Linked DNA regions of Homo sapiens: region 1 is linked to region 2. Evidence: chromatin contacts called from ENCODE Hi-C or POLR2A ChIA-PET data. All regions are on one chromosome and are shown on one strand. Each heading gives the region's core, a stretch centred on a gene start or an enhancer-like site at or near the end of the contact. The rest is flanking DNA. Distances are from core to core; before and after follow the strand shown. Region 1 overlaps ADA (adenosine deaminase). Region 2 overlaps TTPAL (alpha tocopherol transfer protein like).

What was found. A loop is a pair of places that touch in the nucleus more often than their neighbours do. ChIA-PET counts read pairs that join two places held with the same protein, here RNA polymerase II (POLR2A). Pooled maps may share reads with other maps.
Region 1: a pooled map shows a loop between it and region 2 (4-fold over the local background). The contact joins two enhancer-like sites. A Hi-C loop is called at or near these places in 4 of 50 pooled maps. POLR2A ChIA-PET finds 5 or more read pairs at or near these places in 2 of 52 experiments (AG04450 and MCF 10A).

What each region holds. Positions count from the first base shown.
Region 1 is chr20:44,644,479-44,648,246 of GRCh38, forward strand. All of the region lies in intron 1 of ADA (adenosine deaminase), which reads right to left. Among named protein-coding and RNA genes, the nearest start is that of ADA, 5.3 kb to the right of the region's middle. RefSeq lists enhancers at 343-422, 1,574-2,827, 1,643-1,742, 1,676-2,191, 3,580-3,768, cis regulatory regions at 578-1,136, 1,825-1,852, 2,236-2,831 and silencers at 1,433-1,512, 3,389-3,557. Within about 2 kb of position 1,778, at least 10 of the 41 ENCODE cell types and tissues checked have a DNase peak (open chromatin) inside an H3K27ac peak, as active enhancers do.
Region 2 is chr20:44,490,152-44,493,738 of GRCh38, forward strand. TTPAL (alpha tocopherol transfer protein like) reads left to right here. Exons shown (of 5, transcript NM_001039199.3): 5 at 1-3,587. Among named protein-coding and RNA genes, the nearest start is that of TTPAL, 16 kb to the left of the region's middle. Within about 2 kb of position 1,585, at least 6 of the 41 ENCODE cell types and tissues checked have a DNase peak (open chromatin) inside an H3K27ac peak, as active enhancers do.

The DNA.
Region 1 (3,768 bases), core at 528-3,027, 150 kb after region 2:
GGCAGAGGAGCCAGGGCTGCCTGGTCAGCTCACAGAACCTGAGCACCGTGGCCAGAACCCAGATGAGCCACAGGTGCCCACTGCCAATCGAATGTCCCCTCCCTCCCTAGCCCTGCTTTTGGTGATGAGCTGGGCAGTGCCAGGGTCAGTGACTTATGCCACTATGGCCTCTCAACTGACTTTTAGTGTGAGGCCAGGAGACAGAGCAGCCCTGGGCTGAGAAACTGTTTCAGCTCCACTTCCTCCAGGAAGCCCTCTATGCTCAGCCTCATCTAGGCTCCGCCAGCTCCGAGGTACACAGTGGAAGGGACTGAGCAGTCCCCACAGTGTCTCCTGCTGACGGGGCCTGACAGCTCTGCTGCTGAGAGGTTTCACAGAAGGCAAGATGTGTCTTCCACCTGGGGAAATTCCTGTGGAGCCACAGCATAGGGACTCAGCACACTTAAACTCGTTTTAAAGGCAACAAGACTGAGGCTCAGAGAGTGGGAGGACCTTGAGTTAGAAAGTCTAATGCATACCACAGCCAGGAAGCTATTTGACTCTAAACCCGGAGGTCTAGCAGCACGCTCCCTGCATGCCACATAGCAAGGTGCTGGGTCACTGATGCTAACATCTAAACAGGGGCCAGGTGCGGTGGCTCACTCTTGAAATCCCAGCACTTTGGGAGGCTGAGGTGGGTGGATCACTTGAGGCCAGGAGTTTGAGACCTCCTCTTCACAGAGGTGGAAGGGAGGACCAGCGGGGGCAAGTGTATCCCAAGTCCCAGCTACTTGGGAGGCTGAGGCAGGAGGATCGCATGAACCCAGGAGGCAGAGGTTGCAGTGAGCCAAAATCGTGCCACTGCACTCCAGCTTGGGTGACAGAGGAAGACTCCAGCTCAAAAAAAAAAAAAAAAAAAAAGTCACTGAAGTCACCTGGTACCCAGGACTACTTCAAGGACAGCCATTGTTATGGCCAACATGGTGAAACCCTGTCTCTACTAAAAACACAAAAATTAGCCAGGCATGGTGGCGCACACCTGTAATCCCAACTACTTGGGAGACTGAGGCAGAAGAATCACTTGAACCCGGGAGGCAGAGGTTGTAGTGAGCCGAGATTGCACCACTGCACTCCAGCCTGGGCGACAGAGTGAGACTCTGTCTCAAAAGTCAAAGTAGGACCATTACCAACCATGATGATGATGCTGACCAATGGCAGCTATTGCTGCAGCACCTGCTCTGAGCCAGGCCTGCACTTGGTGTTTGAGAGGTGGGTATGGGTATAATTCTCATTTTAGAGAGGGGAAACTGAGGCACCGTGAAGTTAAATGACTCATTCAAGCTCCTCTAGCTGGAAAGTGGGAAATCAGGACTCAGACCCAGAGAGCCTGACCCCAGCTGGTGTCCAAGTTCAAATTCCTTGCTGTTCTAGCTCCCTGGTCACTAGGAGTGCAGAGGTTATCCCCCACAACTGCTCAGGGGCCTGAGAACATTAAGGGCTGAGGGCAAGCCTACCCCCAACACCTTGGGTAAATACAGATTCCAACCTCACTCTGCGCCCACAGCCTGCTCCTCTCCACCTCCCCAGCCAGACCATGGTCCTACTACCTTGCCCCGCCCCAGGGGGTACCACAGGGACCCCTTCAAGACACCTGAGCAGGTGGACAAGTCTCTCCTGGATCACAGGGCCCCCAGCCACCCAGGTCAAGCCCACCCTGAGGTTGAATGCAGGATTGGGAAGCTGCCTGGCCTCCCCTGCCTCCCTGTGTGAACACAGACCACTTCCTCTCTCTGATCCTCCCTTCCTCCTCCGAAGCAAAAGGCTTCGATGAAACTCAGTCTCCTTTGTTCCCCTCCACCACCAACTGCCATGTGAGTCAAAATGGGTAAGGCAGGCTCTTCCTAGGCACATTTTTGTTTTAACAGGTGGCTCTGGTAACTGAAAGCCACTGCAAGCCCAAAGAAGTGCAGCTGGTGGGTTTTGTGTCAGGAAGACAAAAAGGAGGAGGGAGGAGGGAGATTCTGCAGCTGGAGAGGCCTCCCAGAGTCTACTGCAACCCCCACTCCAGTCCCCAGGAAGGAAACGCACCCCTGAGGGCCTGCTGTTACCAGCCAGGCACTGTACAAAAACCAATCAGCATGTCAGTTTCCCCAAGAACCCCAAGATCTTGGTTTTGTCACCCCATTTTACAGAGGGGGAAGCTGAGTTTCAGGAGTTGTCTACCTGAGGTACCCTAGCTGCTAAGCGGCAGGCAGGAATTCAACCCCAGTACATCTGAAGCCCAGGGCTAATGCACTGGCCCACCCTGCCACCCTGATTCTAACTCTTCCCCCCACACTGCCCCCTCTTTTTTGCATAAAGTGGAATTGGCAAATGAGCAAAGCAATGAACAGCTTCTACTTGAGTGCAGGCAGATCTGGGTTCAAGTCTAGCTCTGCTGCTTGCCAGCTGTGTGACTTTGGCAAGTTCCCTCCCCTCTCTGAGTCTCAGTTTCCTCATAATAAGTGAAGTTAATAATAGGACAGGACCTTCCTCAGAGGGCTGACATAAACATTAAATGAGTCACTGTATGCAAAGCAGGACAGCGCCTCGTGCAGAGTAGACATTCAAATATGAGACAGAAAAGGCACATTGCTGATTTAGCCCCAATTCCCCTCTGCATCAGAGAGGGACAGTTTAGAAACTGCTGTCCCTTGGCCGGGTGCGGTGGCTCATGCCTGTAATCCCGGCACTTTGGGAGGCTGAGGTGGGCGGATCACCTGAAGTCGGGAGTTCGAGACCAGCCTGGCCAACAAGGAGAAACCCCGTCTCTACTAAAAATACAAAAAATTAGCCGGGCATGGTGGTGCATGCCTGTAATTCCAGCTACTTGGGAGGCTGAGGCAGAAGAATCACTTGAACCTGGGAGGCGAAGGTTGCAGTGAGCCGAGGTCGTGCCATTGCACTCCAGCCTGGGCAACAAGAGCGAAACTCTGTCTAAAAAAAGAAAAAAAGAAAGAAACTGCTGTCCCAGCCTGTACCTGTTCACTTGCCAGTCTACAGCTTCAAGGCTCTCAGATTTTGTGTAGCCCTGGCAAGTCCCTCCACTCCCTAAGCTTCAGTTTCTTCATCTGTAAATGGGGATGAAGACCCATGCCTTGTCAAGTCGTCCAGAGGATTCCGTGAGATAAAAGTTACTAGCCGGGCACAGTGGCTCACACCTGTAATCCCAGCGCTTTGGGAAGCCAAGGTGGGAGGATCACCTGAGATCAGGAGTTCGAGACCAGCTGGCTAACGTGGTGAAACCCTGTCTCTACTAAAAATACAAAAATTAGCCGGGCGTGGTGGTGGACGCCTGTAATCCCAGCTACTCCGGAGGCTGAGGCAGAAGAATGGCTTGAACTCGGGAGGTGGAGGTTGTAGTGAGCCAGGATCACACCACTGCACTCCAGCCTGGGCAACAGAGTGAGACTGCGGCACACGCCTGTAGTCCCAGCTACTTGGGAGGCTGAGGCAGGAGGATCGCATGAACCCAGGAGGCAGAGGTTGCAGGGACCCAAAATCTTGCCACTGCACTCCAGCTTGGGCGACAGAGTGAGATTCTGGCAAAAAAGAAAAAGTCACTGAAGGCACCTGGTACCCAGGACTACTTCAAGGACAGCTATTGTTATGATTATTGTAACAGGCATGTGATCAGCACTGGCCTCCAGGATGCAGAATGCCTGAGTGCCTGGTGCCACCTGTGAACATAGGCTGATAAGGGCCACCCCTGCAACCCCCCTTTCCACTTCTTCCAGTGCCCAGCAGGTG
Region 2 (3,587 bases), core at 335-2,834:
GGAAGCCGGAGACTTCAAAGCACCTCTGGGACCCACTGGTTGAAGTTTGCAATAGAAACTTAAGTTTTCCCAAATCCATAAAGCCTTAGCCCTGGTTCTCAATAGAATCAGGGACCTAGCAGGAAATGATTTTACTCAACCTAAAATGCTGGATCCCAGGCCCGTGTAGCTATAAGAATTCTGGCCTGGATCCCAGGTGTACAACTATGGACAAGATATGGGCCTCTACTTTCTCCTCTATAAAATGAGGCTGGATGAAATGTCAGCTAGGGCCATTTTGGCTGCTGAGGCTCTGGGATTTGGTTTAGTTACTGAATGTTAGATTTTCTGCCTAGAAAGATAACTATCTAGATACAAGTGGTTGGATCCTGTTTTTGTTTGTGGTACATGTGTCTTTCCAAGAGAGATGTGTCACCAATTAGCCCTGCCTTTAAAGAAACTATTATGTGTATTCCTGGGACTCACTGACACCAATTTTCTTTTTATAGTGATGGTTCAATTTTGAAAAGATGGCTTTTGTGAGGCCAGGTTAAGGTGACCAGGATCTTGTATGATGAATTCCTTCCATCCCTGAGACTCTGGTACTATATTGTAAACCTGGCTACAGTAGTTAATTACTTGAGATTCTTTAATTTTGGTCTCTGAGCTGGGCGTGGTGGTTCATGCCTGTAATCCCAGCACTTTGGGAGGCCAAGGTGTGCGGATCACAAGGTCAGGAGTTCGAGACCCGCCTGGCCAAGATGGTGAAACCCCATCTCTACTAAAAATACAAAAATTAGCTGGGCGTGGTGGCGGGCTCCTGTAGTCCCAGCTACTCGGGAGGCTGAGGCAGAAGAATCACGTGAACCCAGGAGGCAGAAGTGGCAGTGAGCCAAGATCGCACCACTGCACTCCAGCCTGGGCGACAGAGCAAGACTCTGCCTCAAAAAAAAAAAAAAAAAAAAAAAATTTTTTTTTTTTTGGTCTCTGGAAATGAACACAAGGGCAGGTTATTCCTGGGTCACTTCTGGGCCCCCCTGCCCTCCCAGCCCCACTTGAGTTTCTCTCTCTGGTGTGGGTGAACCAGTCAGCCTGAATGTTCTGCATTTCAGCACTTTAGAACCTCCCTGTGAAGATTTTAGCCTTAGCCCAAACATCAAATTAGACGGTTCACATGATGGTTTTTGACCTATTTCCTTTCTAATGTATTCCACATGATCATGGTGTTAAATAGTGAAAAGTACTGTGTTGTGTGTGCACCTTCTCCGTGCATTTATTAGACTAACCAGTCAAGCAGACAGCTCAGTTAGGGAGAAAACAATACTCTGAAATTTGAAGGCCAATCTGTTGTTACTAAGCTGTTTATCTCTATTGCCTTTTTAAATGTCTGGATAAGTTGTTGGTGGAAATTAAGTTACTTAACCTCATTAATACCAATTCTAGAGAAAGTTCTTTTCACCATGGATAGTAACCCTGGATCCTCTACGGTACTGGCTGAGCTGGAAGTGCCAAAAAGCACTCCTGGCTGCTTCTGGTTCCATCTGATGATGATGTGACACACACTGCTGAAAAGGCCCAAGCAGGGCAAGTGGGATGGCTGAAGGAGGGAAGGAGGGGGTTCAGAACCCACTGGCCTGGATGGGAGAACTGGGTGGAGGCTTCCCCAAGAGGGAAGACAGATAAACAAAACAAAACAAAAACTGGGTAAAGAGGAATGAATCACTCAGCCCTGATGTTTCAATTCTACACTGCATTCCTGGCCAGTCGCATTTGTTTTAATGCAGGCATGGCCACAGCTCTCCTAGAGAATTATCTCAAAGACCAGAAGGGACCTGGAGAGGCCTATTTCTTAGGTTTTTCCAGTTGGACAAGGAAGGAGTGGTTTCACTCAGCTTCTAGAAGGAGTTGGAGCCTAAGTTTATCTGCCTCCGGGAGCTGCTTGCTTTGTTTTGGCTCCGAAGAGGTATCAGATAGTTTTGACACCTCAGGAAACTTGAACCAAGCTGTGAAACCAAGACCTCCCTGCGTGAAAATCAAGGTGGTCTCCTTGTGGCTTCACCAGGATGTTTGTGTCAGGCTGTCTCAGCAGGGTGGGGAATGACCAGCCAGGGAGCACAGTGAGCCTTACTCAGCACTGGGGAGCGCACTGGTGAGGCAAACCCATGAACCTCAAGAACTGGGAGTATGTTCCTTCAGGGAGAAGTTCTGGCCCATTGCACAAACACTTGGAAATTAACTTTTCCCTAAATTCAAGATAGTGTGGTGTCGGAAGGAAATGGGACAGTAAATTAGGAGACGCGGGCTCCACCTTTACCTTACTACGTGGCCTTTGATGAGCTGGCTTAACATCCCTGAGTGATTCCATGATAGAGATCTATACTCCAAACTTTATTCCTGGTATCTAGTTGGCTTCACTGCCACAGACACTGTACTCTCTCTTTTTAGAAGTTTTTTTCCTTTTTTTTCCCCCTCAATTGGCTTATTTAGTAAATTTAGGTCTGAATGAATTGGTACCTAAAAGCTTCCAAATCTATACATTTCAGAATATGGGAATTTTCTTCCTCTTCTTCCCCCATATCCCAACATGGAATTCTGGAAAACTGTGCCTCTTCCCCTGTTCTGCCTTCATGGGGGAGAGACTGGATGAAATCTACAAAAACAGCCAAAAGTGCCACCCTGGCTTCATGTCTTGAATTTCTAACTTGCTCTTGGCAAAGGTCGCTTTATTTTTTAATTTTTTTCCTTGCATTTTCTTTTTTATTCTATTGCTGCTGCAAAAATTAAGGCAAAAGTAGCTTTCGATCTTTCATATTTCATCCTGGTTTCACAAGGAGTCACTTATCTTAGGAGGTCTGTAAGTCAGGTTACAAGGCCGGGAGCGGTGGCTCACACCTGTAATCCCAACACTTTGAGCGGCTGAGGTGGGTGTATCACCTGAAGTCCGGAGTTTGAGACCAGCCTGGCCAACATGGTGAAACCCCGTCTCTACTAAAAATACAAAAAATTGGCTGGGCATGGTGGTGGGTGCCTGTAATCCCAGCTACTTGGGAAGCTGAAGCAGGAGAATCACTTAAACCCAGGTGGCGGAGGTTGCAGTGAGCCGACATCGCGCCATTGCACTCCAGCCTGGGTGACGAGTGAAACTCCATCTCAAAAATAAAAATTGAAAAATCAGGTTACAAAACACCATTTTTCCCGAAATAAGACAATAAGAGGCTTTTCTCTGAATTCCTTTATATTGAGCCTTTCAGAATTCTCCCTGGGTGGGCAATTTCTTTAAATAGTATTTGACCCTCAGATCAATCCTGGGAATTTTTTTCATTTGGGTAGCAAAAGCTAGAGTATTGCTGTGGCGATTATAATACTTTTAAAAAGTTTTACCATTTTAAAGTTGCCAACATTTAATTAAGGTTTTCCTTTGAAGCCTCCTTTAATTTAGGGAGTAAAATGTTAGCTAAACCAATTATATACTATATACTATACACTGTATCTCCTGTGGCCATGAGAGGTGTGGCTATACCGAACAGAAACATGCCTACTGTTCAGGAAAGATGTCAGTTCTGGTAACACCTCTCTGTATTGGGATCTGTTAATTTTGTAAATCTAAA